2 separate regions of the Homo sapiens genome follow, and region 1 is linked to region 2. The links are chromatin loops, found by intact Hi-C in ENCODE. Cell type or tissue: PC-3. All regions are shown on one strand. Links, peaks and the distances in the headings refer to the core of each region. The heading gives the core; the rest is flanking DNA.

Region 1 (11,681 bases), core at 4,075-6,574, 160 kb before region 2:
CAAACCCTTTATAATCCAATTATAAATAAGCAAAAGATCTGTAGTTATTTCTCAAAAGAAAACATACAAATGGCCAACCTCTATATGAAAAAATGCTCAACATCACTAATCATCAGGGAAATGCAAATCAAAACCACAATGAGATCATCTTACCTCAGTTAAAATGGCTACTATCAAAAAGACAGAAAATAACAGATGCTGGCAAGGATGTAGAGAAATAGGAATGCTCAAACGCCGATGGTGGAAATGTAAATTAGGGTAAAAAAAAACAGTTTAGAGGTTCCTCAAAAACTTAAAAATAGAACTACCACATAATCCAACAATTCCACTGCTGGGTATATATGAAAAGAAAGAAAATCAGTATATCAAAGAGACATCTGTACTCCCATGTTCATTGAAGCACTATCCATAATAGCCAAGAAATGAAAATAACCTAAGTGTCCATCAGTGGATGAATGGATAAAGAAAATGTGGTATATATGCACAATGGAATATTATTTAGCCATAAAAAGAATAAAATCCTGCCATTTGCAGCAACATGGATGGAACTGGAGGACTTTATGTTAAGTGAAATAAGTAATCCAGGCACAGAAAGACAAATATCACATGTTCTCACTCACATGTGAGAGCTAAAAAAAATGATCTCATTAAAGTAGTGAGTAGAATGGCGGTCACCTGATTGAAAATGAACATTGGGCTGGGTACAGTGGCTCACACCTGTAATCCTAGTATTTTGGGAGGCCGAGGCAGGTGGAGCACCTGAGCTCAGGAGTTCAAGACCAGCCTGAGCAACATGGCAAAACTCTGTCTCTACTAAAAATAGGGAAAATTAGCTGGGTGTGGTGGCACACACCTGTAATCCCAGATACTTGGGAGTCTGAGATACAAGAATCGCTTGAATCCAGGAGGCGCAGGTTGCAGTGAACTGAGATAGCTTTCCACTGCACTCTAGCCTGGGCAACAGAGCAAGACTCTGAATGAACAAAACAAAAAAAAAAGAAAAAGAAAATGAACATTAATTAGTGATCAGAAAAAAGAAAACTAAACCCACACTTAGACATTGTCTTTGTCCATTTTGTGCTGCTATAACAGAACACCCACAGCCTGAGTAATTTATAACGAATATAAACTTATTGGCCCATGGTTCTGGAAGTTTGGAAGTCCAAGATTGAAAAGTCAGCACCTAGCAAGAGCCTTCTTGCTGTATTATTCCACGATAAAGGTGGAAGGGCAAGACAGAACAAGAGATCGAACTTGTAGCCTCAAGCTCTTTAGCAATCAGCATTAATCCATTCATGAGAGTGGTGCCTTCACGACCTAAACACCTGCCATCAGCCCCACCTCCCAGTATGATTGCATTGGGGATTAAGTTTCCAACACATGCACTTTGAAGGACACAAAACATAAAACATATTTTAGACACATAGCAGAGTTCAGAAATTCTGAAGAATAAAAAAGTAGTGACTGAGATGTAGAATACAATAATGAGCACATAAAATGATAAAAATTGGTAGATAAATCACTCAACCGAAAAGACAAAAAGACTACTTTTCTAAAATTCTAACCAGCAGAAACATGATTATGGAGATAAGGAGCACTCAAGGCCAGGTGCAGTGGCTCACGCCTGTAATCCCAGCACTTTGGGAGGTTGAGGCTGGCAGATCACAAGGTCAAGTGTTCGATACCAGCCTGGCCAACATGGTGAAACCCCCGTCTCCACTAAAAATACAAAAAAAAAAAAAAATTAGCCAGTCGTGGTGGCAGGTGCCTGAAGTCCCAGCTACTTGGGAAGCTGAGGCAAAAGAACGGCTTGAACCCGGGAGGCAGAGGTTGCAGTGAGCCGAGATCATGCCACTGCACTCCAGCCTGGGCAACAGAACAAGACTTCATCTCAAAAAAAAAAAAAAAAAAAAAAAGAAGCACTCAAAAACTGGGCATTATTTGAGATATGACTGCTGTATCACAACTGACACCTGGCCTAGACTATCTTAAAAGTCCAACTGGTTGTAAGATGCATGTCATTTTCAGAAAGAGTATAGAAATATCCACTAACCTAAGACTTTATTAACAAATATAATAGATAAGTATGTATGTTAAAATCTAAGACTGTGTCCTAAAACAAATGAAACTACAATTGAGGTCTTTTAAATCATTTTAGGGAACAATGGGATATGAAAAAATTTGACAATCTCTCTAAAATCTGTAAGATGGAGAACACACACACAGCCCCCAAAGTAGAATTTCCAAATACATCAATAAAACACAATAAGTGTAATGAATCAAACATAGTTATTGAAAGTTATCGATGAGGCTGAGTTTTTAAAAATTCAGTAAAAAAAATTCCATAAGCAAAGATAAAATATTTAAAACGTCAACTGAGTATTATCTTATATTGATGATCGAATAGTCAGTCACACGTTTGATTTTCAAAATGGGCACTTCTAACACGTTAGTGCATGTGCATGTTTTTCACTGACTTTTGACTTCTTAGTCACTGACAATTTGATTACTTTAAACTAGTTTCTTGTTCCCAGGTTATAACACTGCCTAAGCATTCCAATAATTCTCTCACTTGCATAAAGAAAATGTGATTCAAATGTAATGCTTCCGCTTATTCTGAAATACATACGGATACTTTCTGTTTGAAAAAGAGCATTTACATAATCTATTCTAAAGCCATAGTAATTAAGATAATTTTAAAAATGAAACATTGGCCAGGCGCAGTGGCTCACACCTATAATCCCAGCAGTGTGGGAGGCCAAGGAGGTGGATTGCCCGAGGTCTGGAGTTCAAGACCAGCCTGGCCAACATGGCAAAACCCCATCTTTACTTAAAAAAAAAAATTAGCCGGGCGTGGTGGTATGCACTTGTAATCCCAGCCACTCAGGAGGTGGAGGCAGGGGAATCACTTGAACCCAGGAAGCAGAAGCTGCAGTGAGCTGAGATCGCACCATTGCACTCCAGCCTGAGTGACAAGAGGGAAACTCTGTCTCAAAATTTAAAAAAAAAATAAAAAGAAGCATTAAGAAGTACAGTGGGGGAGGTGGGGATGGTTAATGTGTGCAAAAATAAAATAGAAGAATGTATAAGACATTTTTTAATAACACAATAGGATAACTATAGTCAATAATAACTTAACCATATATTTTTAAATAACTTAAAGAGTATAATTGGTTTGTTTGTAATTCAAAGGATAAATCCTTGAGGAGACAGATACCTCATTCTCCATGCTGTGCTTATTTCACATTTCATGCCTATATCAAAATGTTTCAAGCACCCCATAAATATATATACCTACTATTTACCCACAAAAATTAAAAAATAAAAAATACATACAGAAACAGAATGAAGGGATAAAGAAAATGTGATATATATATATATATATATATATATATATATGCGCAATGGAATATTATTCAGCCATAAAAAGAATAAAATCCTGCCATTTGCAGCAACATGGATGGAACTGGAGGATATTATGTTAAGTAAAATAAGTAAGCCAGGCACAGAAAGACAAATATGGCATGTTCTCACTCACATATGGAAGCTAAAAAAAATTGATCTCATGGAGGTATTAGGTTGGTGCAAATGTAATTGCAGTTTTTGTCATTACTTTTAATGTTATAATTGTTGTAGTTGTTACTTTTAATGTTATCTTTAAGATATTTTTGCCTACTGTATGTTTTTGCCATTAGAAGTAATTACACTTGCACCAACCTAATAGTAAGTAGAATAGTGGTTACCAGATTGGTGGTAAAATTAGGTGAGATGATAGTGCAGAAAAAGAAAGAATGCCTTATTAATAAATGGTGCTGTGACAACTAAATATCCACATGGCAAAAGTAAAATAAAATACAGAGAAAAAAAATAGATCTTGACCCCATAAGACACCATACACAAGTATCAATTCCAGTTAGATTAAGATAAACATATTTTGTACCTGCAAAATGATAAAATTTGTAGGACAAAAGACAACATATTCAGTAACCTGCAGTAGGCAAAAACATCTTAAAGATGACATTAAAAATAACAGCTATAAAATAATAATAATATGATAAATTAGACTATATTATGTTTAAGAGCATCTGTTTACTAAAAAAATTAAAAACTGAAAACGAGATTTAGGATGAAAAATTTACAATACTTGTATCTGACAGAAGATATGTATCAAAAAAATATGTAAAAGATTTATACACATCAAGAAGAAATGATAAACCCATAGAAAATATGGAGTCCTGGTAAGTCAGCAACAATGAAAAAGGGCTCCCAGGGTGGGGGAGAATCATTTTTCTGAGAGATGGCTAATCACAGACAACTCCTTGGCACAACATCCTCTTCCCAATTATCTCGTTCCACACATAGCCCCTTCCACTATGGCCCTATAAAACTTCCCCGCAGTGCCTACATCTTTGCAGACAGCCCCTTCTCTGCTGTGCTGCCCATTGCACCTTGCAATATATCTTTGTATTTTCTTTAATAAATCTGCCTTTCTTTCCCCACAAGTGTCTTGGTACATTCTTTTACCATCCAACACACTGGCCTGAGTCAGTGACACCCACAATAGAAAAATGAAGAAAAGACTAAAAATTTCTTCAAAACACTGAGTCACAAATGATCAATAGCACAGGAAAGAATGCTCAACCTCATCAGTCATTAGGTAACTTCCAATATCAAATACCAATGCAATATCACTGCATACCTACTGAAGTACAGAATAAAACTGAAGACAGAAAATACAAAGTGTTGACAAAGACACAGAACAACCAGAACTTTCAATAAATTGTATCAATTTAACCACTTTGGAATACTTTTTGCACATATCTACTAAAATTAAACATACATATGCATATCCCATGACCCAGCAATTCCACTTATAGATGTATACAACCCCCCAAAAACGCATACACATATTCATCCAAAAATATAACAACAATATTTGTAGTAGCATTATCCATAATAACCCAAAACTGGAAACCTGGTCCACTGTCCACCAAAGGGAGAATGGATAAATTGTGGTATATTCTTACAAGGCAATACTACATAACAATGCAATAATATTGGTGAATTCCATAAACATAATGATGAGCCAAAGAAGACAGACACAAAAGAGCATCTAGTTCAATAACAGGAAGAGTGCATATGTGTTGCTATAACTCAAGGTAGAGGTTACCCCAGGTGATGGTGGAGTTATCACTGGAAGAAGCATGAGAGGGCTGTTTATATTCTGTTTCTTCATTTGTAAGCAGGCCACATAGTGTGCTTACTTCCAGAAAATTCTTTGAGCTATAGACATATCTGTGCACTTTTTTGCATGTGTGTTATTCTTCAAAGTTATTCTTTAAAAGTGCCACTGGTTCACACACTGTGCACTGAGGTTCAAATGACTGATGTTGTGGAGCGGATAAATCATCTCTCACTCAGAAAATGAAGTGCTTGGATGTTTAGCAAAATAAGAGTCTTCACTGGATAGGCTTTTGTTTGGGGGCTCTGCTGTTTAAGAACACCAAAGGGCAAGCAAATGCTAATACTTTAAGATTTTGCCTTTGTAAACGTGACTAATGTGACATGAGAAGACCAGAGAAATTGGATTTAATTATGGGTTTTTAATATACTATTTATTATACATCACATGATATATTTAGAGAACATAATTCCTTTATGTTGCTTTTATTGCCACTCGTTACAATAGGAAATTATGCCAACGTCCTTCTGAACTACAAACAGTTAAATGCAAAATCAACAATAAAAGATATAGATTTTAAAATATATATTTGGAAAAGTAAAAGTAAACTCCTAAATATCAAAAGTTCTGAGTTGCCAAAAAAACTTCTAAAGTTTATTAGAAGTGTAAACTAAAAATAAAATTCTGTAGACCCAGTGTAAACCAAAAATAAAAATCTCTAGACCCAGAACATGTAAGACAGGTCCCAGTTTATTTAGAAAGTTTATTTTGCCAAGGTTAAGGATGCAATGCACACCTGTGACACAGCCTCAGGAAGTCCTGACAACATGTGCCCAAGGTGGTTGGGGTGCAGCTTGGTTTTATACATTTTAGGGAGTCATGAGACATCAATCAAGCACATTTAAGAAATATTTGGTTTGGTTAACTCAAAGCAGGGGGCTGTTGGGGAGGGGGGTAGGTTCCAAGCTATAGGTAAATTTAAACATTTTCTGGCTGACAGTTGACAATTGGTTGAGTTTGTCTTAAGACCTGGGATTAATAGAAAGAAATGTTTGGGTTGCAATAAGAGGTTGTGGAGACCAAAATTTTATCATGCAGATGAAGCTTTTAGCTAGCAGGCTTCAGAGAGAACAGGCTGTAAAATGTTTCTTATCAGACTTGAAGTCTGTGTTGTTGTTAATGCCAGAGAGGTATTAATGAGGCATGTCTGACCCCCACTTCCTTTCATGGCCTAAACCAGTCTTTCAGGTTAAATTTTAAGAACCCTGACTAAAAAGGAAGTCCATTTAGTTGGTTGGGAGGGGCCTTAGAATTTTATTTTTGGTTTACAATTCTAAGGCCCACCCCACCTCCCCAACCATCTAAATGGACCCTTCTGGGCCAAGGACATTCTAAAGTTAGCCTGAAAAACTAGTTTCAATTCATAATGGGAAAGGGGAGCCAGACACGCCTCATTATACCCTCCTCCCTTTTGGAATTACTGATAGAGCAGACTCTTTAAGTCTGACAAGCAACATTTACAATCTATTCTCTCTGAAGGCTGCTACCTGGAGGCTTCATCTGTCTGATAAAACCTTGGTCTCCACAACCCCTTATTACCACAACACAGACTTTCCTTCCTATTGATAATAACCCTTTCAGTCAATTGCCAATCAGAATATCTTTGAATCTGCCTAGGACTTGGAAGCCTCCACTTCCGGTTGTCTGGACCTTTCTGGACCAAACCAGCGTACACCTCACATGTATTAATTGATGTCTCCTGTCACCCTAAAATGTATAAAACCAAGCTGTAGCCCATCATTTTGGGCACATGTTCTCAGGATCTCCTGAGGGCTATATCACTGGCCATTGGTCACACATATTTGGTTCAGAATAAATCTCTTCAAATATTTTACGGAGTTTGATGCTTTTTGTCAACAGGAGAAAATGTATTCCTTAAAAAACATTTATTAGTTTTTTTTTTAAAAAAAAGCAAGATTGAAAATAAGTTCAGCATTCAACTCAAGAAAGTAAAGGTAATAAAACAATAAAAATTAAAAGAATGGGAAATGTTACTGGAAAGGGATCCCGATCCAGACCCCGAAAGAGGGTTCCTGGATCTTGCTCAAGAAAGAATTCAAGGTAAGTCCATAAAGTGAAAGCAAATGTATTGAGAAAGTAAAGAAATAAAAGAATGGTTACTCCACAGGCAGAGCAGTGGCATCAGCCACTGGTTGCCCATTTTTATGGTTATTTCTTGATTATATGCTTAACAAGGGTTATTATTCATGAGTTTTCCTGGAAAGAGCTGGGGAATTCTAGGAGCTGAGGGCTCCTTCCCTTTTCAGACCTTATAGGGTAGCTTCCTGACATTGCCATGGCATTTGAAAACTGTCATGCTGCTCCTGAGAGTGCCTTCTACCATGCTAGTGCATTACAATTAGCTTACAATGAGCCATAACAACAACCAGAGGTCACTCTCACCATCTTGGTTTTGGTAATTTTGGCCGGCTTCTTTACTGCAAACTGTTTTACCAGCAAAGTCTTTATGACCAGTATCTTGTGCAGACTTCCTAACACATCCTGTGACTTTGAATGCCTAATTTACTGGGAATGCAGCTCAGCAGATCTCAGCCTTATTTTACCAGCCCCTACTCAAGATGGAGTCGTTCTGGTTCAAATGCCTCTGACAGAAACAGGTAAACAACTGATATTAATGTACAAGAAAACAAAGAAGCAAAAGAGATTATTAAACAAAAACAAAAAAAAAAAGAGATCACAAATTAAACTATAGTAACAAAGTGGGACCACAATTAGGGCTATAGTAGAGAATTTTTTAAATCATTATAAATTAAACCAACTTTCATGCTATTTTTTGTAGATTTTTCAATTTGTAGATTTCATAGCTTTTCCAAATATGCAAACTTGAAAATGTAGCATAAATAAAATACTTTATGGAAACCATAGAAACAATCAATATTGACATCAATACAAACAAAAATCCTACACAAAATTAGATATCAGATAATTTTAATTGATAAGCAGTTTTCATACCAAAAAGAAACAATACCCAGATAAATTCATACAGTCACATTTTACTAATCACCAAAGAACAAACAATCCTTTTCTTGTTCAAAATGTAAAAAGGCAGTACAAAAATAAAAAAAAGCCCAATCTCACTTATAAATGGAAAGCAAAATAATAATTTCAAATATATAGTGTACCAATAACATCAACAGTAACAATGAATGATAGCCCAAGAATGCAAATATAGTTCAGTGGCAGAAAATCTGTTAAAATTAACCACCATTTTAGAACACTAACAAAAAAGCATATCATTTATCTTATTAGGTGAAGAAGAAGCATTTGATACAATTTAACTCTCAACTATAAAGACAACTTTAGGAAAAGTAGGAATATGAAGAAATTTCCTCAAACATATAAGGAATCTTTATAAAAAGTATTCAGTAAATATCACTTTTTATCATTATTAAATACTTATTGAGCATTAAATTTGTACTAGGCACTGTTCTAAGTACACAAATATATATGCATACATACATACATATATTAATATATGTATGTGTATATATACACACATATATGTTTAATCCTCACAACATTCTTCTGATATAAATATTATTGTTGTTGTTGCTTTTGTTTATTTTCATTTCACTAATGGAAAAACACGAACACAGAGGGGTTAAGTTATCTGGCCCAAATCACACAACTTTTAACTGACAGAGCCTAAATTCAAACCTCCTTGATCTTGCATTTTTAACCAGTGTGCTATGTGGCCTCTATAATGATGGAACATTAGAAACATTCCCTTGAAAATCTGGAAAAAGCCAAAAATGCCCGCTATCACTCCTACCATTCAAAATTGTACATAAGCCCTGGCCAATGCAATAAGAAAAATAAACACAATATTTTTTAAATAGATAAAAAGAGATACAATGACATTCACTTGCAAACAATATGATTAGAAACTCTTAAAAAAATACGGATAAAATATTACAAAAGATAACAGAATTCAGCAAGTTATTAGATCAACGCAAATTTATTTTCATTCTAGAATTCAGCCATACCAATTATAAAGTGTAATGGAAATTGAAGATACTTTTACAATAGCAAGAAAAACTTCAGGCTCCTATGAATAATTCTAGCAAAAAAATAAATAAACTTTTAGAAGAAAATTTTAAGAATCTCTTTAAAGACATAGAAGAAAGCCTGAATAAACATTTATGGAACAGAAGACTTATTATTAAAGAGGTTCCTGTTCTGCCACCAAAATAATCTACATATTTGTTGCAATTTTAGTTAATTATAATAAGGTTTTCATTAAAATGGACCAGCCAGTATTTATACTCTTCATAAGAAAGAATAAAGAAATAAAGCTTTGAAGGAAGGGAATAAAGCATACAAGACCACATACAAGCGTTATTCTAACACTGTATGTAACACAATGTTATTTATATAAAGAAGAGACAAACAGATCAATACAATACAGTCAAGCACCTTGAAACAAATCCATGGAAAATTTGTCAGGCCTCTGAGCCCAAGCTAAGCCATCATATCCACTGTGACTTTCATGTACACATCCAGATGGTTGGTTCCTGCCTTAAATGATGACATTCCACCACAAAAGAAGTGAAAATGGCCTGTTCCTGCCTTAACTGATGACATTGTCTTGTGAAATTCCTTCTCCTGGCTCATCCTGGCTGGAAAGCTCCCCTACTGAGTATCTTGTGACCCCCACTCTGGCCACCAGAGAACAACCCCGCTTTGACTGTAATTTTCCTTTATTTACCCAAATCCTATAAAACGTCCCCACCCTTATCTCCCTTGGCTGACCCTCTTTTCGGACTCAGCCCAGCTGCACCCAGGTGAAATAAACAGCTTTATTGCTCACACAAAGCCTGTTTGGTGGTCTCTTCCATGGATGCAAGTGAAATTTGGTGCCATGACTCGGATCAGGGTACCTCCCTTGGGAGATCAATCCCCTGTCCTCCTGCTCTTTGCTCCATGAGAAAGGTCCACCTATGACCTCAGGTCCTCAGACCGACCAGCCCAAGAAACATCTCACCAATTTCAAATCCAGTAAGCAGCCTATTTTTACTCTCTTCTTCAACCTCCCTCACTATCCCTCAACCTCGTTCTCCTTTCAATCTTGGCGCCACACTTCAACCTCTCCCTTCTCTTAATTTCAATTCCTTTCATTTTCTGGTAGAGACAAAGGAGACATTTTATCCGTGGACCCAAAACTCCAGCGCCTGTCACAGACTGGGAAGGCAGCCTTCCCTTGGTGTTTAATCATTGCAGGGACACCTCTGATTATTCACTCATGTTTCAGAGGTGTCATACCATGCAAGGATGCCTGCCTTGGTCCTTCACCCTTAGCAGCAAGTCCTGCTTTTCTTGGGGAGGGGCAAGTACCCCAACCCCTTCTCTCCGTGTCTCTACCCCTTCTCTGCTTTTCTGAAGGAGAGGCAAGAACCCCTCAACCCCTTCTCTTTCACCCTTAGCGGCAAGTCCCGCTTTTCTAAAGGAGGGGCAAGTACCCCGACCTCTTATCTCTGTGCCCCCATCCCTTATTTCCACACCCCGACCTCTTATCTCCGTGCCCCAACCCCTTATTTCTGTGCCTTGACCCCTTTTCTGCTTTTCTGGAAGGTAAGAACTCCCAAACCCCTTCCCTCTGTGTCTCTACTCTCTCTTTTTTCTAGGCTTGCCTCCTTCACTATAGGCAAACTTCCACCCTCCATTCCTCCTCCTTCTCCCTTAGCCTGTGTTCTTAAGAACTTAAAACCTATTCAGCTCTCACCTGACCTAAAATCTAAGCGTCTTATTTTCTTCTGCAATGCTGCTTGACCCCAATACAAACTCACAGTAGTTCCAAATAGCCAGAAAACGGCACTTTCAATTTTTCCATCCTGCAAGATCTAAAGAATTCTTGTGGTAAAATAGGCAAACGGTCTGAGGTGCCTGACGTCCAGGCATTCTTTTACACATCAGTCCCTTCCTAGTCTCTGTGCCCAGTGCAACTCATCCCAAATCTTCCTTCTTTCCCTCCCGCCTGTCCCCTCTGTCCCAACCCCAAGCGTCGCTGAGTCTTTCTAATCTTCCTTTTCTACAGACCCATCTGACCTCTCCCCTCCTCCCCAGGCTGCTCCTCGCCAGGCCAAGCTAGGTCCCAATTCTTCCCCAGCCTCCAGTCCTCCACCCTGTAATCTTTTTATCACCTCCTCTCCTCACACCCGGTCCAGTTTACAGTTTAATTCCGTGAGTAGCCCTCCCCTACCTGCCCAGCAATTTCCTCTTAAAAAGGTGGCTAAAGCTAAAGGCATAGTCAAAGTTAATGCTCCTTTTTCTTTATCAGACCTCTCCCAAATCAGTGAGCATTTAGGCTGTTTCATCAAATATGAAAAACCCAGCCCAGTTCATGGCTTATTCGGCAGCAACCCTGAGACGCTTTACAGCCCTAGACCCTAAAAGGTCAAAAGGCCGTCTTATTCTCAAT
Region 2 (11,681 bases), core at 5,570-8,069:
ATAAGGCTGAGGCGCTGGAAGTCTTCTGTGACATGACCTCTGATGGGGGTGGATGGATTGTGAGTACCACCAGGGACTGCAGAGCCCTCAGGCCTAGGGGAAGAGGGAGAGGGCAAAGCAGGGGAGGAGAAGAGGGTGATCTCCTCCTGATGCACTCTGACACCCCCATGTGTGAGGCCTTGCAAGATAGTGCCTGTCACACAGAGGCACTCAGGAATTCTCTCTTAAACAAAAGAATGGGAAACACGCTGGCTACTTTTTGAAACGGGGAGATAAGTTTCTTGTAGTTTATCTCATCCAATCCTCATCAAACAACTCTGTGATGTATAAATGACAGTTGATCATTGAACCCATTGCTTACATTAATTAGCACTGACTAAGCATTTATTATCTACCAGGCACTGTGCTAAGAGTTTAAGATGAATTATTCCGACCCCATTACCATAGGAGCTGGGTAGTGTATTTTTGAATTAATAAACTCTATTTTTTTAGAACAGTTTTAGGTTCATGGCACAATTAAGTGAACAGAAGTTTTCATATACACCCCACACCCACCCACACAACCTCCCCATTATCAATATCCTGCACCAGAATGGTGCATTTGTTACAATCAATGAACCTACATTGACACATCATTATCACCCAAAACTGGGTGGTATTTTTAATCCCTGTTTTTCAGGTGAGAACACCAAGACTTAAGGAGGGGCAGGTGACCACCCAAAGTTACATAGCAAATTAGGGATGGACAGAATGGAGCCTGATGCTCTCTCCACAGTGCCACACTCCTTCCTCTCACAACGATGCCCTCTTTCCTGCAATAGCTTAAGTACACCCAGATTCATCGATATGTTTATAGGTGTTCCTGAGACGCAAAAACGGACGCGAGAACTTCTACCAAAACTGGAAGGCATATGCTGCTGGATTTGGGGACCGCAGAGAAGAATTCTGGCTTGGTAATGCAGCCCTGCATGTTTATATCTAAAATGCCTGATTCTGCCCTCCTTGTCACTTTTCCTAACCCACAGGGACCTATGGGAGAGAAAGAGATGAGGAAGAAGAACTACTTCTGGTGGCAGACACAGAATGTCAAATTCTTAATGAAAAAGACTATCATTTAAATGCTCTGAATCATCAAAATGTAAACCAAAAAGTATCTGAGACAGATCTCAATCAATTTAGAGGTTTACTTAGCCAACGTTAAGGACACGCCCAGAAAAAAAGAACACAAAGCCACAGGAACAGCCTGTGGTCCATGCCTTTTTTTTTTTTTTTTTTTTCCAGAGATAATATTAAGAGTTTTAGTGTTTAAAGGGGGAAAGCCACAGGAACAACCTGTGGTCCATGACTTTCTTTTTTTTTTTTTTTTTTTTTTTTTTTTTTTTTTTTTTCAGAGATAATGTTGAGAGCTTTAGTATTTAAAGGGGAAAAGTGGGCTGGAGGGATATGGTCACATTACTGAATCCACATGTTGCAAGATAAAAAAAAGAAAAAAGCAGAATGACAAAAAAGAGAATGGTCAATTTTGTATTCATCTCACACTCAGTAAATCGGCACTTTACATAAGATAAAGTGAAGATAGAATAACTATCTGTGGAGATATCTGGCCTTTTATCTGTAGCATCTGCTTAGGGACAAAAGGAGAGGCAGTTTCTCCCATGACTCGGCTTTCAGTTTATTTTTTTTCCTATTGGCAGAGTTAAATTGGGGTCCCAAGATTTTATTTTCCTTTCACAAAAAGTAAAATCTGATTAAGGAAGAACCAAAACTCAGCCCTTATGTGTTAACCTAGCCTTAAGTCATTCTCTGGACCAGTCATAGAATCCTCCTCACTGATATCATTGATATCTTCCCTCCTGTGCCCCAGGTTGTGCTCCAGGTGCTAAGATGGGTTTCTTAGAGCCATAATATTTAACCCCCATAGCACCCCTACAAAGTACTCAATTGCCACCGGGTGGGCAAGGTGTCAGGTGTCAGAAGTGGTTGACTAGTGGGTTGGTAAGACGAATTTACTAACAACAGTATAGGTTTGAAAAAGGAACGTTTATTAGAAAGAAAGAATGCTGCAAAAGGACTTACAGCCCCTGCAGTGGATTTTTCCTTAGGGGTATTTATGGACCTTAAGGCAGGAGCTTAAGGATAATTTGGACCCTATTAGCCATGTAGAACATGATACATGATTACATTTGTAGACATTTTGGTGCCTTAATGTCAGCAAGGGTTGCAAAATGAGTTTTGATATGCATGTATTCCAGAGATGTATAGAAGTTCCAGTTACCTATAAATTTTTGGGAAATAAACCTGGAACCAGATGCTTGCTTGAGATATACGGAAGCCTAATTACCTTTAAATCCCTCAGTTAAGGGGTTTTTGTCTCCGAGTCCTACTTGATGGTCACCAGGTGATTTTTGCTCTCCTCACCACCTCGCATGGATAAAATCACAGCCTCAAAAAGACTGAGTGGTTTGCCCATAGGAGTCTAACCAATGAACAGTTGAGCTGAAATTTGGAATCTCCTAAGTCAACACTACAATCCTATCACCCATCCATTCATCCATGCAATCCACACTTTCCAACCACCTAACTGCAGAGAACATTGTTCTATGCACCACTGCCTACCCCAGAAAATGTTTATCATATTATAATAAACATTTATCTATATTATTCATTGCCCTTCATTTGTAAGGCACTTTACAAAATTTTATTTGTTTGTTTGTTTGTTTGTTTAGACAGAGTTTCACTCTGTCGCCGAGGCTGGAATGCAGTGGTGTGATCTCAGCTCACTGCAACCTCTGCCTCCTGGGTTCAAGCAATTCGCCTGCCTCAGCCCCCCAGGTAGCTGAGATTACAGGCACCCTCCACCATGCCCTCCTAATTTTTGTATATTCAGTAGAGACAGGGTTTCACCATGTTGGCCAGGCTGGTCTCGAACTCCTGACCTCAGATGATCCGCCCACCTTGGCCTCCCAAAGTGTGGGGATTATGGGCGTGAGCCACCGTGCCTGGCCTGTAAGGCACTTTAGAGTTTAAAAAGTACTTTCACCACCTTATCTCCTTGGATCTTCACTAATGCACTGGGAGGTTGGAAGTGGGGCAAAAATGTCAACCCGATTTTACCTGAGCCTAGTATTACTCCAGCAAGCACAAGACTGAGCTTCAAGCACAGGCCTGTGTGATATGGCCCTTTTTTTTTTTTTTTTGCTTTCTGAGATGGAGTCTTGCTCTGTCACCCAGGCTGGAATGCAGTGGCACAATCTCAGCTCTCTGCAACTTCTGCCTCTCGGGTTCAAGCGATTCTCCTGCCTCAGCCTCCCAAGTAGCTGGGACTACAGGCACCCACCACCACACCCAGCTAATTTTTGTATTTTTAGTAGAGACAGGGTTTCGCCATGTTGGCCAGGCTGATAACGAACTCCTGACCTCAAGTGATTCCCACCACCCCCACCCCCACCCCCTCCCACCCCATCTCTGCCTCCCAAAGTGCTGAGATTACAGGCATGAGCCACTGGGCCCAGTTGGCCCTGTCTTAAGTGTACCCAGTTGCCGCTTTTACAGAGTGAAATAGAAATGAGGGCCTCAGTCACCTGTGCTTCTTAGCAACCCTTGCCTGTCATCCACAGGGCTGGACAACCTGAACAAAATCACAGCCCAGGGGCAGTACGAGCTCCGGGTGGACCTGCGGGACCATGGGGAGACAGCCTTTGCTGTCTATGACAAGTTCAGCGTGGGAGATGCCAAGACTCGCTACAAGCTGAAGGTGGAGGGGTACAGTGGGACAGCAGGTACAGTAGTGGCTGCACGTAGAGCCTACAAAGCCATGGAGACCTTCTTGACATTTACAGTTTATTTCTCTAACTTTCATTCCTTCCTCATTAATCCAGCAATTTATTAAATCAACAAATATTTAAGTACCTACTGAGTGCCAATCCAGAAAAACTACAATTCAAAAGTGTTGGGTAGATATTTGGGTCCTGAAACATTGAGTATGTTGGGAATCAGGGCAATCAGGATTGATTTCTAATGACCATCTTTCAAAAAAAGTGTGTCTTTCTTACCCAGTTTTAGATATCAGTTGTAGACTGATTAAAAAAAAAATTCCCCAAAGGCCTTAATATTCATCCAATCCAGCACTTCTCAATTTACTCTGGGTGTATGGACCCACTGGCGATCTTGTGAATCTCCAGATGCTGACACAGGTTGTCTGGGATGGGGCTGAGATTCTGCATCTTCTCCAAGTTCCCTGGTGATGCCAATATAGCTGGTGTTGCTGGTCTGTGGACCACAGCTTGAGTAGCAAACCATCCACTCCATCACCTAGCTGCTTGAATCTCTTCCAAGACATCCCTGCCATGTGGTCATCTAGTCTCAGCCTGCATCCTCATAAATAGAAGGTCTCACCTCTCAAGTGGCCCCTGCATTCCTTGTCTGGCTCATAACCTTCATTCCAGTCTTGAAGATTTCTTGGACTTGAAGTGGTTTTGTGTGGTTTCCTGGCTCCACATAAGAGGAGAAATAAATAAGGAAACAACATGTATTAAGGCCCTACTAGGTACCATCCTCTTTTGTAGATATTCCACCTGCATTCATCTTATTTATTCCTCATAAAACCATTTTATGAAGACGTTGTTTTTATACAGAGGAGGAAAGAAGTTCAGAAGAGCTCAGTGATTTGTCCAAGGTAAAACAGCTTGTAGAAGGTGGATGCAATCCTGGCTGCAGAAAACTGCATCCGACAATGTTCTCAGTGACAAAGAAGGGTCAGGACTGAGAGTGTGGACCACCCCCATGCAACCCATGCCCACTTTGGGTGGCTTTCTGTTATGTTTGTGAGAGCAGAAGAGATAGAAGCTTGGCACGTTTCCAGCCTCCCTGAGCCCTGAAAGAAAACATCCATAAGGTGAAAAGTCTCCAGATAAAAGGTTGCCAAAGCCAGGCTGAGCCTAAGGAGGCACAAAGCTCTTTTGAGATGGCAGTTTAGTGATAATAAAGAGAGACACCCAGGGGCAAACATTGCTTTAGTTCTTGAATCCCTCAAAGAATGTTGGCATTTTATTACCTGGAAATGAATACCTCTTTGGTTGAGATGGCTTCAGGCAAGAAGAAGAATGTTACAGGGCAAGCAAATTCATTAAGCAGCAGGAATGTGGCCTCTGTTCCTCTCTCTTTGTGCTTCCATTGAGGAATGAGCCATAATATTTCCCTTTACTGAGATAACGTTTGTAAGGCTGCATTTTCTTGTGTGATTTGGCTGCACCCAGGCCTTCTGCAGGAGAGCATCCTGTTTCATTAATATCTACGTGCCGTCCTCATGCTCTGGGTAGCATCATCAGTTAAAAAGGTATCTGGGTTCCTTTGACAACTTGCTCCAAATTATGACGGTAGAATGCCTCAGAGTCTTGAAATGTTTGTGCACAGCACTTGTCTGGATTGGGAGTGAGGAGACCCACAAAGCAATGGTACTGAAATGCTTCAAAAATTCAATATATTAAATTACAAATTAGATTTCCAAATAGTAGTACATGTTAATGGGCTTCTTGTCTAAGAATCACGGAACATGGTCTGATGAATACTTTAAAAAGTAACTATGTGATACAGAGACTATTTAGGGACATCTAATGTCTGAAGGGCTTAATTATGACTAATAAATATTTGTATGTGGGAGAAAAGCATGCCATTATTAAATGCATACTTCTCACCTTACTCTCTGAGGTCTTTATAGAAAGGGAATGCAGAAAAGTCATAAAAATAACAATCATAGTAAGTATTTGTATGCCATGCCACCTGTTTAGCATACACCTTTATTGTCACAATGGCACTACTCAGTATATAGAATCAAAGTGCTGGTTCCATTGTATAGATGAGAAAACTGAGGTTCAACAAGATGCTTGACTTGTGCAAGGTCACAGCTAAAAAGTGAAAAGATGGGATTCGAAGCTAGACTCTCCAAAGCCAGCCACAGCCCTCTTCCCACCACATTATGCTGCTTCTGTCGGAAATAAGTACTGGGGTGACACTCATGTCCCATTCAGTTCCGCATTCAATGCTGACTCTGGGATCAATGTTCAAGGCCAGTCCCACACCCAGAACCTTTCAATTGTCACCTCTGGTTCTGCCCTTTACTGTCCAGGAGGGAAATTTCAGCTGAGATTTCTCAGGTCCATATTTTCTGTCTCTCCCAGGTGACTCCATGGCCTACCACAATGGCAGATCCTTCTCCACCTTTGACAAGGACACAGATTCAGCCATCACCAACTGTGCTCTGTCCTACAAAGGGGCTTTCTGGTACAGGAACTGTCACCGTGTCAACCTGATGGGGAGATATGGGGACAATAACCACAGTCAGGTGAGTGGACCGTGAGGGCCCAGAGCAGGCCAAGCTTGGGAAGCTGGAGGGGGCTAATGGAAGTACAATTTAACTCCCTATCCTAGCAGAGACTAGGAGGCAGGAACCTTACTTGTATGACAACATGTTTTTCCCAAGGCAGTGAGCAATCTCAAGGACACTGCAGGCCAGGTAAAATAGAAACAGCACAGGTTAACCCTTGACAGTCCCAAGGACAAACACTGGTCAAATGGATTCCAAAAACAGAACGCTTTACTCAGACAAAATCTCTGTCTGAACCCCAAAAGTAAAGCAGATAAAAGTGGAGGCCATTTAGGTGAAGCAGGGTTGATGACACAGAACCCCTGGCCTGGGGCATCTTTGGAATCCCAAGAACACCTTAAAATGAAGTCCACAGACTTTAAATCTCCTCCTTTTGTGAAGAAACCAAGGCCCAGAAAAAGCTGACTTTCCTGAGGTCACAGAGTGAAGTTGGCAGCAGAGCCAGCTCTCCCCACTTCCAGCCCCTGGCATTTTCCCTGCACCACACACACCTCTAGCACTTCTACAATCACAGAAACAGATTTTTTTCGATCCCTTTTAGAAATAGGCGAACGGATCAAATTCAGTAATCTCCCTTACTCTGAGCCTTGCCTACACTGGCACATTCCTGAAAAGTGTAAAGCTGTGTGGGACTAGCCACTTAATCATAACCAAACCCCTGCCCAGGTCCCTCCACAGAAGTTAGTCACCATCCCTGGGAGGAGGGCTGGATCTTCCCTTGGGGCCACACCACGCTGATCCCTGGACCACAAGGATGCTTATGAGGTCTGCTCACTGGAATCCCAAGGACTTTATAAAAATGCAAAGGGCCAAATTCCACTTTATGATAACCCCAGGGATTCTGATTCAATGATCTCAGGCAAGACACAGCATCTCATTTTTTTTTTTTTTTTGCATATTTGCATTTTTGTTGTTGTGGGGTCAGGGGGGAGGCAGTTGATAGACTCCACAAGCGATTCCTGACATGCAGCAGGTGTTGGGACCTGTTGCTTTTCAATATTAGTCACTTTGATACACATGTTTATGCCCTAATTAACTGCTAGCAAATGACACCTGCGACCTTAAGTGTAGACCTTACCTTACATAATTTCTGGCACTTTTCAAAGCACTGTTACCTTCTGTATCTCAAGGGTTTATCATTTTTACCCTGTGCAGGAATTAGGATGTGGTTTTTCATGCCTGTTTTACAGAGGAGGCAAGAGTCACAGGACATTTCTTGACAGCAGTCCTGTGTTGTTTCCATCTTATTGTGTTATTTCATCAATATTTCCATTCTGAGCATTATTTTATCATCTTTATTGCCTTGTCTCAAAAATACTCGTATAATACAAAGTTCTTCTGGGAAAAGAAAAAAAAAACCAACAAGCTACATGTTAGAAAGCAAGCCTCTCTTTCATCCTTCCATTCAATTATGGAAGAAGAAAGAGATGACATGGAAAGGAGCCACAGGAGGGGAGCCCCAGCTCCAGCTCTGCTCCTCCTGCTGTGTGGCCTCTGCAAAGTCACTCTCCCTCTCTGGCTTTAGTGCCCACCACAGTACAAGAAGGCGTGGCTTCCAACCCTGAACTATCAGAGGAAAGAACCAGGGCAAAGGCAGGCAGCATGTGCACCAAGCTGTTGGACTACCATACTCACTGTAACTGAGTAATTACAAGCGGATTTGCCCATGAAATGAATGAGCCATTCTTAAACCTCACATCCCTGTAAGACTCAGAAACTGCCCATGTCAGTGAATGCCAAACAATTAGAAGCAAATAAAGTGTCTCTATTTTTTTCCCATCTCACTAGCCATTAACTTCCCCACAGTGGGGCAAGGGGCCATGTGGGGTTTCATGGATTGACTCTACCATCTGCAGACTTCGCTGAAGAGTCAAAGTTGAAACCTGGAAGCCAAGACACAGATACAGTTTTTTCTTGTAGAAAGCTTTGGCCAAAATTTCAAGGATATTTCCCCCTACTTGAGACTAGGGAAGTAATATTTACCAAGCACCTACGACGTGCCCAGCTCTGTGATAGCTCCTTTACAAACTCATTTAATCTTCATCTCATCTTTCAAGGCTAACATTATCAGATCTTAAGAAAGAAAAAAAAATAGTAAAACCGAGGCTCAGAAGATATTGAGAACTTAAGACTATTTATCTCTCAAGTAAGAACACTGATATTTAACCCTATATGTCAAATTGTAAAACTGTGTTTTGTTGAGCTGTTCGTTCTGCTATTCCATACCAAACCCCTATCAAAATACTCCATAGGAATCTCGTGAATTACAGACACACACACACACACCATGTATGTAGCTATTCAATTCTAGAACTTCTAATAATGACCTGAACTCCTTCAGAACCTATTCCTAAGGACGGCAGATTTCATCAGCCACCATTTTGCCTCAAGAGGAAAGACCAAAGCTCCATGCAAACTCAGGCGACTCTTGACTCAGGTGAAAAACTGGGTCAGATTCAGCCAGTTCCTTTGAAAGTTTCCACAACCCAGACCAACAGAGAGATAGGCAAGAGGCAGCTGTGATATACCAAATGGTCAAATTGAAACAGAACTCATTTAGTTTGAATGACTAAATAGCAATGATCAGTGAACACCTCGCCTAACAGTAACCAACCTGGAGGCCTTCTCTCTCTCTCTCTCTCTCTCTTTTTTTTTTTTAACAGGGCGTTAACTGGTTCCACTGGAAGGGCCACGAACACTCAATCCAGTTTGCTGAGATGAAGCTGAGACCAAGCAACTTCAGAAATCTTGAAGGCAGGCGCAAACGGGCATAAATTCCAGGGACCACTGGGTGAGAGAGGAATAAGGCCCAGAGCGAGGAAAGGATTTTACCAAAGCATCAATACAACCAGCCCAACCATCGGTCCACACCTGGGCATTTGGTGAGAGTCAAAGCTGACCATGGATCCCTGGGGCCAACGGCAACAGCATGGGCCTCACCTCCTCTGTGATTTCTTTCTTTGCACCAAAGACATCAGTCTCCAACATGTTTCTGTTTTGTTGTTTGATTCAGCAAAAATCTCCCAGTGACAACATCGCAATAGTTTTTTACTTCTCTTAGGTGGCTCTGGGAATGGGAGAGGGGTAGGATGTACAGGGGTAGTTTGTTTTAGAACCAGCCGTATTTTACATGAAGCTGTATAATTAATTGTCATTATTTTTGTTAGCAAAGATTAAATGTGTCATTGGAAGCCATCCCTTTTTTTACATTTCATACAACAGAAACCAGAAAAGCAATACTGTTTCCATTTTAAGGATATGATTAATATTATTAATATAATAATGATGATGATGATGATGAAAACTAAGGATTTTTCAAGAGATCTTTCTTTCCAAAACATTTCTGGACAGTACCTGATTGTATTTTTTTTTTAAATAAAAGCACAAGTACTTTTGAGTTTGTTATTTTGCTTTGAATTGTTGAGTCTGAATTTCACCAAAGCCAATCATTTGAACAAAGCGGGGAATGTTGGGATAGGAAAGGTAAGTAGGGATAGTGGTCAAGTGGGAGGGGTGGAAAGGAGACTAAAGACTGGGAGAGAGGGAAGCACTTTTTTTAAATAAAGTTGAACACACTTGGGAAAAGCTTACAGGCCAGGCCTGTAATCCCAACACTTTGGGAGGCCAAGGTGGGAGGATAGCTTAACCCCAGGAGTTTGAGACCAGCCTGAGCAACATAGTGAGAACTTGTCTCTACAGAAAAAAAAAAAAAAAAAAATTTAATTAGGCAAGCGTGGTAGTGCGCACCTGTCGTCCCAGCTACTCAGGAGGCTGAGGTAGGAAAATCACTGGAGCCCAGGAGTTAGAGGTTACAGTGAGCTATGATCACACTACTGCACTCCAGCCTGGGCAACAGAGGGAGACCCTGTCTCTAAATAAAAAAAGAAAAGAAAAAAAAAGCTTACAACTTGAGATTCAGCATCTTGCTCAGTATTTCCAAGACTAATAGATTATGGTTTAAAAGATGCTTTTATACTCATTTTCTAATGCAACTCCTAGAAACTCTATGATATAGTTGAGGTAAGTATTGTTACCACACATGGGCTAAGATCCCCAGAGGCAGACTGCCTGAGTTCAATTCTTGGCTCCACCATTCCCAAGTTCCCTAACCTCTCTATGCCTCAGTTTCCTCTTCTGTAAAGTAGGGACACTCATACTTCTCATTTCAGAACATTTTTGTGAAGAATAAATTATGTTATCCATTTGAGGCCCTTAGAATGGTACCCGGTGTATATTAAGTGCTAGTACATGTTAGCTATCATCATTATCACTTTATATGAGATGGACTGGGGTTCATAGAAACCCAATGACTTGATTGTGGCTACTACTCAATAAATAATAGAATTTGGATTTAAACCCAGGTCTTCTGGCTCCAATGTTCCTGCTCTTTCCCGGTCCCTTAATGAAAATCTCTCCTTCTTTGGGGAAATGTGTGCTGTGGCAAGAGAGTGAAGGTTGCAGAATGGGATATGGGGGCAGTTCAACTGGATGCTTCCTCAGGCTTCTACAATCCTGAACTCTGAAAACTAGGAAGAATGTCTATTAGGAATATCGCCTTCTCCTCTACACTGCAGTCCCCAAAAAGGGAGCAAGCCCATATTCCTCCAGCCTCAGACTGAACACATCTAGTGATGGGGAACCCATTGCCTGGATGGCAGGTCTGTTAGTCCTCAGCAAATATAGTGAGTCAGAACTGCTCAACGCATAACATTTCTCTTTTTAAACAAGGGTATATGGGGGGAGAGTAATTCCCAGTTCATTCTCTTAGGGATTTTCAGAAAATTGACTTATTTAATAAAATAAGTCAAGTTTGGGCTGATAGGCCTCATTCAAATGGAATGTGATGGCTCTGGAGCAAGGATCAGAGGAATTTATGGTTCCAGCCATATCCTTTGTTGCTGAGTTTATCTTGCTTTAATAAATGCTGTCATGTTAGATACACAATGTGCTGTTCCAGATCATAAGAACGGTTGCATGCAATTCAGCCATAGCAACGCTCTCCTGGCTATATAAATCCAAACAAACGGGCTCCCTGTAGCAACCAGGCCTCGAGTTGGAGGCTTACCTCTCCACTGGCTGCTGACTTGTGAGTCTCTAAACCCAAGTCCTATCTCCTCTCCAGAACTGTAGATGTACTTAATTAAGCTTGAAGGTATTCCCCACAAGCCACACAAGAATCAAATTTGGATTGGTGAAGAAGCCACATCAAACAGGAGTCAGTAATAACCCAAATGGGGACAGGGCAGGCAACCGGGTCTGAGGCCATGGCATTCAAAGACCACAGTCTCTAGTGTGAGCT

The links. Hi-C counts contacts between places; a loop is a spot of excess contacts. Peaks named below come from ENCODE experiments on the same cell type or tissue, not always from the same donor. Only the 100,000 strongest peaks of a DNase experiment are listed, where the experiment ranks them.
Region 1: a loop joins it to region 2, with 2.9 times the contacts of the local background. A loop is called at or near these places in 2 of 110 quality-filtered maps.

What each region holds. Positions count from the first base shown.
Region 1 is chr9:115,178,358-115,190,038 of GRCh38, reverse strand. All of the region lies in intron 1 of DELEC1 (deleted in esophageal cancer 1), which reads right to left. Among named protein-coding and RNA genes, the nearest start is that of DELEC1, 42 kb to the right of the region's middle. RefSeq lists an enhancer at 7,275-7,820. In PC-3, for the core only: no CTCF peak of the experiment used is centred there; no DNase peak of the experiment used is centred there.
Region 2 is chr9:115,018,632-115,030,312 of GRCh38, reverse strand. TNC (tenascin C) reads left to right here. Exons shown (of 28, transcript NM_002160.4): 24 at 1-59; 25 at 857-953; 26 at 3,618-3,779; 27 at 6,177-6,340; 28 at 9,046-10,738. The coding sequence ends at 9,156. Among named protein-coding and RNA genes, the nearest start is that of TNC, 94 kb to the left of the region's middle. In PC-3, for the core only: no CTCF peak of the experiment used is centred there; a DNase peak (open chromatin) is centred at 7,082.